3 separate regions of the Homo sapiens genome follow, and regions 2 and 3 are each linked to region 1. A link is a contact called in ENCODE Hi-C or POLR2A ChIA-PET data. All regions are on one chromosome and are shown on one strand. Each heading gives the region's core, a stretch centred on a gene start or an enhancer-like site at or near the end of the contact. The rest is flanking DNA. Distances are from core to core; before and after follow the strand shown.

Region 1 (4,109 bases), core at 452-2,951:
GTGGATTTGGTTGTGAGATAAAAACCAAAACTGAATGCCTAATGAAATCTGATTAGGTTACAAAGGAGACGAAACAGATCTCAAGCAAATTCTGTCCTCTGAAAGGCAGTGTGTAACAGGATGAGGGAAAAGCTTGCCCTTTGGGGCCAGTTGTAGACAACATCTGTTTATGGAACACTTTTTGTATGTCTACCAATGTGCTCAGTATTGGTATTGAAAAGATGAATAGGGATTGGCCACATGCTTTTATTGGAAAGAGTAAGTAAATGGATAGTTTCAGGTAACTTGGGCTTGGATCCAGACATCCCAATTTGTAGTTGTAGACTGTCATGGTGGTAATTTAAATTTTCTGTGCCTCCATTTCCTAATAAGAGATAATGTACTATTTTACCTAATAAGGGTAAAAAAAGGGATAATGTATGTGAACCTCCCACTGTGGTCTTAGAACTTGGGTGCTCAATAAATGGTAATTCTCATTTCTCTACAAAGTTGTTATGAGGATTTAATAAGATAAGCCTAGCTGGTATCAATGAATATTAGCTCTTTCTCTCCATTTGTACCCATTCTCCTTCTGTGTGCCATTCCTGTTTGCATTGCTTAGCATTATGGTCCTACAAGCTTCCGCATGAATGGTGCTGGTGAAATTGGAACTTTCAACACTTCTAAAGAGAGGCAAGACTTAAAAAACTGTTTTTTGTGGGTTTTTTTGTTGTTGTTGTTGTTTTGTTTTGTTTTGTTTTTTTGAGATGGTGTCTCATTCTATCACCCAGGCTGGAGTGCAATGGCGTGATCTCGGCTCACTGCAACCTCTGCTTCCCGGGTTCAAGCGATTCCCCTGCCTCAGCCTCCTGAGCAGCTGGGATTACATGCGTGAGCTACTGGGCCCGGCTAAAAAACTGTTTCTTTTAAAATCTGTCTTGCATTAGATTAGAGCCATGAGATTTGTCTGTCACGTCATGTTCAGTGCCAACAGTTTCCTGGGCCAGGAGGTTCTCACATTAGCCTAAGATGCTACTTATATTATCTGAAATTAAAGGGTAACTTTTTAAATATACTTGTTTTCTACTAAACAGGAGGATTTAACCTATCCATGATGATATGTGTGGGCATTTTTCTTCCTTTTTCTTCTAACAGATAGAAATTAGGAAGATGTTTTAAGTATTATTTATTTAGCCTTACTTTTATAAAGGCCTAGGTTGTTAAAGGCTTTCTCAGTCATGATATTCTAGTTTCCCTTAACTTGTTGAAAAATTTACTGCATAAAGAGAAGGGATAGAAATTCTGGCCTCTTTTCTCAAAGGTATGTTAGCCAGTGGAATATACATTTCATCTGATATGGTCAAGTAAAAGTAGTCTAAACCCTTCCCCTTCTTTATGTACCTATAATATTCTTCTCTGGTTTTTCCTTAAATAATATTCTTGGAAACTGATTAAGCTATAGCAAAATTGAGAAACAAACATCAAAACAACTCTCAAAGTAGCAACAAAACAGGCACTCCTGTCAAAGAATTATTTTTCAATATCTTGTTAGAAACATCCCCCGGAAGAAAGACACACAAAGCCCCATTGATCTGACACAGGGGAAGTCGGTTCTTTGGAATTTGTTCTTGGCGCTGGTCTGAAAGGATTTAAATCATTCATTTCAGAAAGAAAGTGTCTGATGATTAGAGAATATTCCATCTCACTGGCTCTTGTTGGCACCTCCAAGAGGCAGCCTGGTGAGCAGGCAGAGATCCTGGAGAGGCTTTAGAGTCAGATCCAAAGCCAATTGCCAGCACTGGGTAACAGTGGGCCAATTGTTTAACCTGCCCAAGCCTCAGTGCCCTTATCTGTAAAATGGGATTAATGCTATACCTACCTTAAAGGGTTGTTGTAAGGATTATTTTGGTAAGAAATAGATTGTGGCTAATAGCACCTGGTTCAGCATAGGTCTTCAATAAATGCTAGTTTTCTTCCCTTACAAAAATTATCTCCCTAGTTTCAGTCAATCATTATTTTCAATGGCCCGTTAATACTGAACATAGGCTTCCAAATATTTGATGGCTCAAAGGCCCCAGAGTGGGAATATCCACTGCTATTCTGCTTTAGTGACCTTTATTGCTGCTGAGAATACCAGAAGCCCTACCAGAGGTGTAGGTGGTGGGGCCTGTCTTTTCCTGGAGCCCAGAGTATATCTATATCTCCTCTCTCCTACTTTGTACTCTGCCTCAAGGCCCATAGGACTCAGAGCTCAGGCTTCAGATGGGTTAGGCACTGGGTCACTAGGAGGCTCCATTGTGGCCCAAGATATTAACTATAATTTATGAAATTATTTTTATGGGAAAACCATTTCTAAGTTCCAAGAAATTTCTGACTGCCAAATGATTTTTTTAGAAGATTTCTCCAAACCAATCACAAAGCTGACATTTTACCTTTTTTATCTGCTGCATCTCTTACATTCTTTCTAAATACTTTCAGTAGCAATTGCTACCCCATCCCACTCTCAACTCCCACAGTATTTATTTTTTGTAACATGTGTTTGCTCTCTCACTGTCTTGTACATTTCGTTCATTTTTCTCCAATATGTATTCATATGCCCAACTAAATGTGAAAATACTTTGGACAGGAATTATCTCCCAACATATTTGTGTTTACCATGATCGGTAGAAGACTCTCTGGCATGGTATGAAGACTCCATCAAAATCTCTTTTTGAATAGATAAATCAGTACCAAAGAACACACTCAATTCATCTTCTCTTTGACACAGCAAAGATACAGAGTTTTCCTCCTTGCCCTTTCTCTCATTTGTTCTTACCTCTCCAAAACAATGGAATGACATTATGGTGGCTGCTTCTGCAGTTCAGTGAGCTGAGTGGCCCTTCTTCTTCTTGCCCATCTCTGACCTTGGACTTGAACTGTTTTACAAAATACTAATTGGTACTGTTGGGAGCAGTTTTCAACCCCTTTCCCAAATGTGGGTGCACAAAGACCTCAAAGTCACTTATTCTTGCTTATTGATGTAGTAATACATATAAACTTTTATTAACTATTTTATATGCCTTTTTATCTTTTAAAAATACTTTGGCTTTTTTAAAAATAGAAAAAATTTTAAAAACTGTAATCTGTTAAGGAAAAAGGAGACATTAAAAAAAAGTGGCTCACGCCTGTAATACCAGCACTTCGGGAGGCTGAGGCGGGCGGATCACAAGGTCAGGAGATCGAGATCATCCTAGCTAACACGGTGAAACCCTGTCTCTACTAAAAATACAAAAAATTAGCCATGCGTGGTGGCAGGTGTTTGTAGTCCCAGCTACTCGGAAGGCTGAGGCAGAAGAATGGTGTGAACCCAGGAGGCGGAGCTTGCAGTGAGCCGAGATTGCGCCACTGCACTCCAGCCTAGGCAACAGAGCGAGACTCTGTCTCAAAAAAAAAAAAAATAAATAAATAAAAGTAACAGCCATTTGTAGTTTAGCTAAATTGCTTATGTTTGTCATTTAAAAAGTAGTATCCAATTTTATTGAATCTCTAAAGCTATATTTAGGCACATACAACTATGAACATCCGTTTTGCGTAACTGAAAATCTAAGTAATATGGCTTGGCTCTGTGTACCCACCCGCATCTCATCTTGAATTGTAATCCCCACATGTAAAGGGAGGGACCTGGTGGGAGGTGATTGGATAATGGGGACAGTTTTCCCCAGGCTGTCCTTGTGATAGTGAGTGAGTTCTCATAATATCTGATGCTTTAAAAGTGTTTGGCCATTTTCCCCACCCCCTTCTTCTGCCACCGTGTAAGATGTGCCTTGCTTCCCATTTGCCTTCTGCCATGATTGTAAGTTTCCTGAGGCCTCCCCACCCATGCAGAACTGTGAGTCAGTTGAACCTCTTTTGTTTATAAATTACCCAGTCTCAGGGAATTCTTTATAAAGAAGTGTGAAAACAGACTAATACATTATGTCTTATCACTATTTTTTTCCCCAACATGAACTCTGACTCTTCAAGTAAGATGAAGTGAGTATGGAGTAGTTATTAATTGAATTCAGTAATTTAGCACTTTTATCTGTAGTTAATAGTAGAAAGGGGGCCTGAGTAGAGACAGGACAAGATAGTTCTCTGAGCATCTGTTTCAT
Region 2 (4,109 bases), core at 707-3,206, 680 kb after region 1:
GTAGGGTATTATCCTGTAGTGAGTCCTGTGGGATATTCTGAAAGGGATTAAGCACAGGAGGTGGGGAGTCCGTTTTAAGACCTACTTTAGAGGTTGAGGGAAGTCGGTATCCTAGAGGACCATGAAGCTGGAGATAGAGGAATTAATTCTGGGGAGCCATTGGTGACTGTCCAGGCAGGACGAATGAAGGGCTAAGCCAAGACAGGGCAGGAAAATCGGGGGAGAGGAGTAGGAAGGGTTCAGGACATACTGAGTAAGTAAAGTTAGTGAGATTTGACTACTAAAAACCACCATCCTGCATTTATTTTAAAGTTTTATTTATTCATCAACACTTTTATAGCCTTCATTTTGTGTCAGGCACCATTCACAACACTTAGCTAATATGATTCATTTCATCCTTCTAGCATCCTAGGTACTATCATTATCCTCATTTCACAGTCAGGACAGGGAGAGAGTAAGTCACTTACCCAAGGTTGCACATCTAGTGAATTGCTGTTAAAAAATTAAAACTGCCAGTCATGCTCCAAATAAGCCTTAAACAATCATATATTCTTCCTTAAAAATATTCTTTGTCATCCATATTCAGTCAGCTTATTTGCACACTGAGAGTGAAAAAGCCACCTCAAGCCCATTGGAAGCAGCTGAGTATAGACTCTAAATAAGTGCATTAATTAAATCAATAGGACAGCCCCACATACACACACACATCTCTGAAGAGGACACCAGCCAGCCACTTCACTGGAATTGCCCTGAGGGAGCCCAGACTCCATCCCCCTCCCCGGGACTCAACCTCATTGCTAGCACTGATTTGAAATCCCACATGAAAAAAAATGCTGTTTTCAATAACTAGAGTTTAGACTTTGCCTGGGAGACCCATAGAGGAAAGTTCATGACGCAGTTAACATTTTCCCTCTTAGAAGTAACACTGGCACTCAGGAGTGGGGGCTTCCGTCATGATCATTAGGAAGTGGAAAGTGGAAGCAGTGAGGAGCAGAGGGGCCCATTTGGTCTGTTGCCAGGCAGTGGATGGAGGGGTGAGGGGCTGGGGTACAATCCTAGTCTGCTAGTGATGTGCTGTGACCTCTTGAGCCAGTCCCTTCACCTCTTGAACCAGTCTCTTCTCTGCTCTAGGACTCAGTTCCCTTCTCTGTGACAGGATATCTCCCAGAGCCCTTCTTGCTCTCTGATTCTTCACATGCCCTTTAGCCAGGTTCCCTCACCACTACCACACCACCCCCAGTGCAACTGTGCCTTTCCTGGGCTGCTTCTCTAACTCAGGGGTCTCCAATCTGCAACCACGGTGGGACCACAAGGTGGACAGAGATCACTGGAATTGTATGCCCCATGCGTCCTTGAACATTCTTCCAGAGGCGAGTCATCATCTGACTTCGTCATCATTTCATCAGATTCTAAGTTTCCATGATCCAAATAGAGCTGGGCAGGGCTGGATGTGGACCCTCCCTCCACTCCCTCCTCTCCACCTACCTTCCCTGTCCTGAGCTCTGCTCCCGCTGGTCCAGGTCCTTCTCTGGACTGCAGTTGTGTATAGGAGGTTTTATGAAGTGCATTCCTGCCATGTTAGTGACCTAACAATCCACTACTCTCAGGTAGCAGAACGCTTGATGCTGTTAAAATGCATATCTCCAGAAGCCTACCAAGGTGGGGGCGCCAAGGGTGAGGCCATCAAGTATTCCAGAGCATCCCAGGATTATACCTTAGATGCCTTTGCACCCATCAGACTGAGGCAGGTGCCACAATTACCTCCCAGTAAATGTCACCAAGCCAGTGCCTCAGCCCCATAGAGACCTGCTGGTCTGCCCAGAACAAACCACCAGCCTCACCAGCTTCCCCAGCGACTCAGGCTGGGAGATGGAGTGGCTGGGAGGTTGTCAGGCCTCTGGAGCAGGACAGCCTGGCCTTCTGGTTCTCTAGGGGGCAGCAAAACCCTCATAACCATTCACCAAGCGCTGGTCGGCCATGTGTTTCTCATCATACCACTATTTGTAAAAGCTGCCAAAAGCCAACACATTATGGGAGGCTTTTTCCCTTAGCTTTATTTTTTAAAGGAGAAAACCACATACAAACACTCCAACCATTTTTTTCAAATCACATTTGATCCCAGGGAGCATTTGGTGTCAAAATGAGGAATCCAGGAAGTCTCAAGTTGTTTCTAAATGAGACTAACATCCATCCCTCTCCTTAGATTGATCTAGTGAACACTCGACAAGGAAGTGTTGTGATTAATGCTGGGATTACTGTTGAGACATTCTGGCCCTTGCCTTTCATCTCCTGAAGTGGCCAAAGTTTCTAGGATTCAGCACTGAGAGTCAGGAGCCCTGCCTCTGGCCACCTCTCTATGAGTGTTTGTCATATGACCTTGGACAAGCCTCTCTCCCGCTCAGACCCTCCTTGCCTTCTCATCTCTAAAATGAGGGGGTGAAACTACATAGTCTCCAAGATGTCTTTTGTTGCATGTTCCACAATTCCATGAGTTTCTCAAAGTACTCTTCCAGAGCTGGTTATTGTCTCAAATAATCCTAGCACATAGATGCTGTAATAAAAATTCAGGAGGGTAAACTGATACAGTCTATTTACACAGCATGTCATTTAGTCAGTCATCTAGCAAGAATGATTTAAGTATCAACAGGGTTCAGAACACTGACAGAATTGGAAGACAACTTGAATTCATTATTTTACAAAATGTATAGCGATAACTCACCACAGTAAAAAACAAGAAAGTTCTGACCCTCTGGGAGGTAGAGAAACAGCCTCCAGACCTCCCACAGGATGGCATGGTAGCTGGGGGCAGGAGGTTTGGAGTCAGAGTGACTCGGGTTCAAATCCATACCACTAGGTTGTGCTATGTTGCAGTAACAAAGCGGCCATAAAATTCCAGTTGCTTAACAGAACACAGGTTTATTTCTCACTTGAGCAAATTCTGAGAGGGTAGGGTGGCCCTCTTCCATCCTGTAGTTTTTGGAATACATGCCCTCCAAGGCTCCTTCAGGGAGAGAGAGAAGAAAGATCTCCCAAAGTGTTTTGCAGGGCCAGGCCTGCAAAAAAAATGTCATGGTGACATTACTTTCCTTCCTATGCCATTGGTCAGAATCCACACGTGATCCCAACTTAGGTGAGAGAGAAGCTGGGAAACAGAATTACATGGCTATTTAGTGAGTATGCATATTCTCCGCTACAGGCAAATGACCTGAATTCTCTAGAATCTTTAATTCTCACATCTTTAAAACAAGAACCATACTGTTGATCTTATAGGGCTATTGTAAAAAATAATACTAATGAGCCTAGAGCCTGATATGAAGTAAGAGCTCATTAAATGGAAGCTCAAGGAGTTAGAAAGAGTGGCCAGTGCCTGTTTTGGGTCTGTCTCCCAGGTGCAATTGTACAGACAATTGGTGACCTTAGGTCTTAAATCCCCAGATCCTAGGGGATATCTTTTAATGAATAAGCCAGGCCTCTTCCACCTCCAGAGATCTTTTGCTTACACAGCAGACATGAGTCAAACAAGCACACAGTCAAGGATTAGAAAAGTCAGATGCATTAACGTCCTTCACGTGTGAGGGGTTGATGAAGTAAGGAAGTGGGAACAATGGAGAAGGGAGAGAGAGAGGAAGTCTTTCCACTTTTCAGCTCGTGAGAAAAAGGAGGGAAAACACTTAAGCTGCCATCAGCAAGGCCATTCCATCAGGACCGTCTTTCTTTTTCTCCAGGGTATCTATCCCCAAAACCAATCTCAGGGCCTAGTCCTCAGTAGGTGTTTCATGCACATTGGTTTAATTGCATGGTGGGTATCCTTTTGTTCAGTGTCTTGGTTGGCTGTGGCTAGTCAGTGAGAAGTCAGCTGGGACTCTAAACCAGATAGGGCACTTACCATCTGCAATGGTTTTCTCTTTTTTTGCTACTATTTTCTACTTTTGAAAAATTTTTTTTTTTTTTTTTTTTTTTTTGGTGAGAAGCCAACTGTTTTACTTCCCAGAATGAAAGTTAAGTGCATGCATTTGAAATAAGATATCCTAAAAACCGGGTGGAGAGAAATTTTCATCAGTTAGATCAGGAGTTAGCAGCTTTATCTGTAAAAGGTCAGATAGTCATGT
Region 3 (4,109 bases), core at 1,132-3,631, 580 kb after region 1:
CCTCTTCATTTGCCAATGATTTTGTAATATCCTGATTTGTGGGAGAGAAGACAGGTAACACAATTCCTCCACTAGGATGATCAATCAACATTGACTTTTAGTATTAATAGTTGGGACGTAAAACTGCAACTGTTTATAGAAGTACTACAGGTTTGTATGCAAATACATAAAAGTCTACTTTGGGTACTTCCCACTGAAAAATATATGGTGCATTTGTTATTGTATATGTTGCATTATTGTGTATATTCCTGACAAGAGAGAATTTCTGTTTTGACTAGGCATTGGTGAAAACTAGATCCTCTGTTTACAATTTTACATATCTGATAACTGGGAGAACTTCCCACAGACTAGCTTCTAGCTCTATATCTTTCAAATTTCAATCTTCATATCCTGCATATTTCTGGTGCTGATGCCATAGGATACATTTATATTGTGACATGACCATCTTTGGGTCATGACCTGAGTGAAGTCAGCACAATGGGCATCAAGAGTATTACTGAAGGCCAGCTCTTCACCATGATGGTTAACAATAATGTAACTATTACCGGAAATAACTTAGGACCACACAAATATATCTCACTAAACCCAAACTAAATATATGCCTAATTTAACTTCCCACTTAGTGAAGTACCCAAGATGCCCATGGCAACTCTAATACCATCTGAGGCTAGTGGAAGTATAACAGAGGGAAAGCTGTAATGAAAAGAGGCATTGGTCTTAACCAGTTGCAGCTCAAATATCTTATGCTTGCAAATTTTGCAAAAATAAATCATGTGAACACTACGGTAGGTCCCTTTCTGGGCATGGGAAGGGAGCAGTGAAAGTGAGAGGTCTTGGACTTTGAGTTTTATGATTATGACAATAAATCATCCTTGCGTTAGGTCAGAGTATTCCAAGCTTCTTCCTATACTAACCAGATAAATGGACACAGATTGTTTCCACCATCGTGATTATTAAATTGTCAAATCAATGATGGTTGAGCCATCTTGGGCACCACACTTCCTCCAGGCATGCAGTGAGGACTGGTCATCTCCGCTGGCCCCTGTGCATGTCTGTTAGGAACAAACACCTCCTGTGTAGTTAGACTTCGCTGACACAGGCTTCTATTTAAGGAGATGACTGTTATTAATAGAAAGAGTGCTAAAACTACTCTAAACAGAAATGGACATGGTTTCAAGTGGACTTTATCAAAATCATCATGGTATACACCCATCTGAAAGTAAAAAGCAAGTTTCACATGAATGATGGGGTCTCTTAAGTGACCACACTGAATTGACCATACAGGCTTTTCTAAGTAAAATGTCTAATCTCAGAAAAGGCAGTACCAGGTGGTCTGATGTTAAAGAGACTTTTGACCATTTCCCACTCTCTTTGCACTGTTAGTCAACAGTCACTGGTTGGTTTTGGGAAATGGTACTGACACTTCATTTCGTTTCTTTTGTTTCCATTGAGGTGGAATTGATGAGCTTGTTTTGCTGTTGATTTTACTGTAACTAGGAAGGTCCTTAAGTGAGGCAGATAAGATGGCAGCAGAAGCTATCAGAGGAGGAGAAAGGAACCTTAGAGATTGTCTTCATTACATAGTGGAGGGAACTAAAACCCCAAGAGGAAAAGTTACACATCAGTTAGAAGAAGCATTACTCAGGGGTAAGCAAGGCAAGTTTCATCTCTGGAATCTAGTCCACTTTGTTTCTGTACTTTCAATCCAAACTAATGTTTCACCAAAGTCCTACTGGAGAAGATGGTTTGGGTAACTATGGAGTAATTCTGGCACCCTCTCCTCAGCCCCAGCTCCCCAATCCCATGCCCCAAAGTGATTGCACCTGCCTTTACACAGGTAAGGCGATTGTCAAAACTTGTATTTGAAAAATAATAATACCAAATGCTTATGTTCATGTGCGTTCCTTAGCCAGTGCTTCCAATGACTGGAACATGTTCAAAATTGCATGAATACTATTTCATAGAAGAGAATAAGATGTGGAAGATAGCTGTATTTTGGTAAATACCAATTAGTAATATGGCATAATTGGAACTTTATAAGATATAAAAAATAAAAAATATTTATAATTTGTAATAATTTACTAAATTTAAAAAGTAGGTATAGTTGTTTAAAGATAAAATTATTTTGACTTTGAATAATGATTAAATAAGTTCCTCTCTGGCTTACTGCTTTCTTATTCACGTGTCTTGTTTGATCAAACAGGGAGCCATAGATACACAGACACTAAGTAAACTTCCATGAACAACCCCAAAAGACAGGTAGACCATCTTGTTACCTAGAAGGCCAATGGTTTCTTGGCAACCAGCATCATGGAGAATGGGCCAGTGACTCTCTGCCCTCACTCTGTGGTGTTTCATGAAGTCATATATACTCTGAGTCAATCCAGGGTGAGTCATATTCCCCTGGGCAGGCAGTTCCCACATTGCAAAAGGAAGGAAGGAAAGGAAGCAAGAAAAATAATAATAACTCGGTGGTTATTGTGTTAAATAAAGTACATTTCAATATGTTGTACCAGGTGGTAAAATTATAGAAGCCAATCTTTTCTGAAAATGCAAGATGCGGTATGTTGGATCAAGTGATTTAAAAAAAATGTAATTGTTTTCAAACTTGTTTATCTTCTGACCTCTTGGAACTGCCTATTAAAAAGAGGAAGCTAATTCCTCTGGCAAACTTTGTGGAAACTTGACACAGAGTCTTAGGGTGGTATTAAAAATGCAACAGGGCATTTTACTCTCAGAGGAGAGCGGGTGTGGTGGGGGACTACGGCCCACTCACTGCTCCAGGTCAGCAAGCTAAGAATGATTTATTTATGGCAAGCATGCTAGATGCCAGCCGCTTCTGGAGGAGCTGAGTGCTCAAGAATGAAGGCCTCAAACACAGGAGATGAATCTCCCATAACCTCTGATGATTTATGAGAGAGTTATTAATTTGATTCTCATTGTCAGGTGATGGATCAAGATACATTTTGAATTTGAGCTATTGTTCTTTCACTTTCTTTGTCTTCAGTAGGATATAGTTTAGATTGTAACTTTCATTAATTGTGTTATAATCCTACAAGTAGCTGAATATGCATTCTTTTTCATCTTCAGTCACTCTATGGCCCCCAAATCATATAAGAAAAATAGATGACTGTTTAGTTAGAGAAGTAAGTTCCCAGAAGCATTTTCATCCAGGCTCACCCCAAGAAACCTACATTCCTGCCACTGTCAAGCGGGTCTGCTCTCCAGATGTGAAGCAAAAGATCACCAAATCTCCATTTCCATTTTACCTTTGCCCTGAAGGTTTGTAACAATACTGAAAGCAAATAACTCAAATCCACAGTGCAAAATTTCCAAATTTATGTAAATTTCTGGACAGGCCTGGTCTTAAACCAAGTGATGATACAGGTAAAATCTCTTTCCAAAGCCACCATTTCCCTCCACTACTTCTTGTTTTCCCCTTCCTTGTTCTCCCCTCTTTATGTACCCTCTTTGGGTACTACTCTCGGAAAAGAGCCTGTCAAGTGCAGTCATTCCAGGGAATAAATATGATCTGAGGTGGTTATTTTTATCAAGGTATTTTCCTTTTTTATTAGTCAAAAAGCCTCAACTGGAGCAAGGAACCCTTTGTAAAACTTCAAGCCACAACAGATGGCATCTTCCAAGGAAAGAACCTTTGAAGCATTCACAGGTGACTACCACAGAGACCCTCATGGGTGACTACTGTGCTAATGGCTGCTTTTGAATTTGGGCAGCTCCGCAGGTAGATACCAGGCACTATTTTGCTCCCAGCATTGTAGTTGTTTCTTTTCTCCCACAAGCATATGGAAGCAGGCAATGCATCTTATCCAACTTCGCCTACCCCACAACACACAGCAGAGGACATTGCACACAGCAGGCTGACTGGCATCCGATGAATCTGTGAACTGAAGAGTGGGCTGTCCCTCCTTTTAAGAATGCAATGATAAACTCTGCTGCCCTCTGCAAGTTAGATACAGAGAGCTCCTTGCCATACCTCAGTGTAGAGCACCACCTCCCTCCTCATTTTTCACATTGGTGAATGGAGACATAGCACAGTGCATGAGCTGCCCTCAGGAAGTAAATGAAGCACAAGTGAAGGGACATTCCTT

What was found. Hi-C counts contacts between places; a loop is a spot of excess contacts on that map. ChIA-PET counts read pairs that join two places held with the same protein, here RNA polymerase II (POLR2A). Pooled maps may share reads with other maps.
Region 2: a loop to region 1 is called in a pooled map of heart left ventricle, with 1.8 times the contacts of the local background. The contact joins two enhancer-like sites. A Hi-C loop is called at or near these places in 9 of 168 maps with a recorded cell type or tissue (CD4-positive, alpha-beta T cell, CD4-positive, alpha-beta memory T cell, CD8-positive, alpha-beta T cell and 5 more), 19 of 37 single-sample maps with no recorded cell type and 21 of 50 pooled maps. POLR2A ChIA-PET finds 5 or more read pairs at or near these places in 1 of 52 experiments (activated CD4-positive, alpha-beta T cell).
Region 3: a loop to region 1 is called in a pooled map, with 17 times the contacts of the local background. The contact joins two enhancer-like sites. A Hi-C loop is called at or near these places in 10 of 37 single-sample maps with no recorded cell type and 10 of 50 pooled maps.

The regions. Positions count from the first base shown.
Region 1 is chr6:46,626,730-46,630,838 of GRCh38, reverse strand. The region is part of intron 6 of CYP39A1 (cytochrome P450 family 39 subfamily A member 1); the gene reads left to right. Among named protein-coding and RNA genes, the nearest start is that of CYP39A1, 24 kb to the left of the region's middle. Within about 2 kb of position 1,701, at least 2 of the 41 ENCODE cell types and tissues checked have a DNase peak (open chromatin) inside an H3K27ac peak, as active enhancers do.
Region 2 is chr6:45,944,403-45,948,511 of GRCh38, reverse strand. All of the region lies in intron 3 of CLIC5 (chloride intracellular channel 5), which reads left to right. Among named protein-coding and RNA genes, the nearest start is that of CLIC5, 69 kb to the left of the region's middle. Within about 2 kb of position 1,956, at least 4 of the 41 ENCODE cell types and tissues checked have a DNase peak (open chromatin) inside an H3K27ac peak, as active enhancers do.
Region 3 is chr6:46,043,708-46,047,816 of GRCh38, reverse strand. It overlaps a transcript of CLIC5 not described here. Among named protein-coding and RNA genes, the nearest start is that of CLIC5, 30 kb to the right of the region's middle. Within about 2 kb of position 2,381, at least 5 of the 41 ENCODE cell types and tissues checked have a DNase peak (open chromatin) inside an H3K27ac peak, as active enhancers do.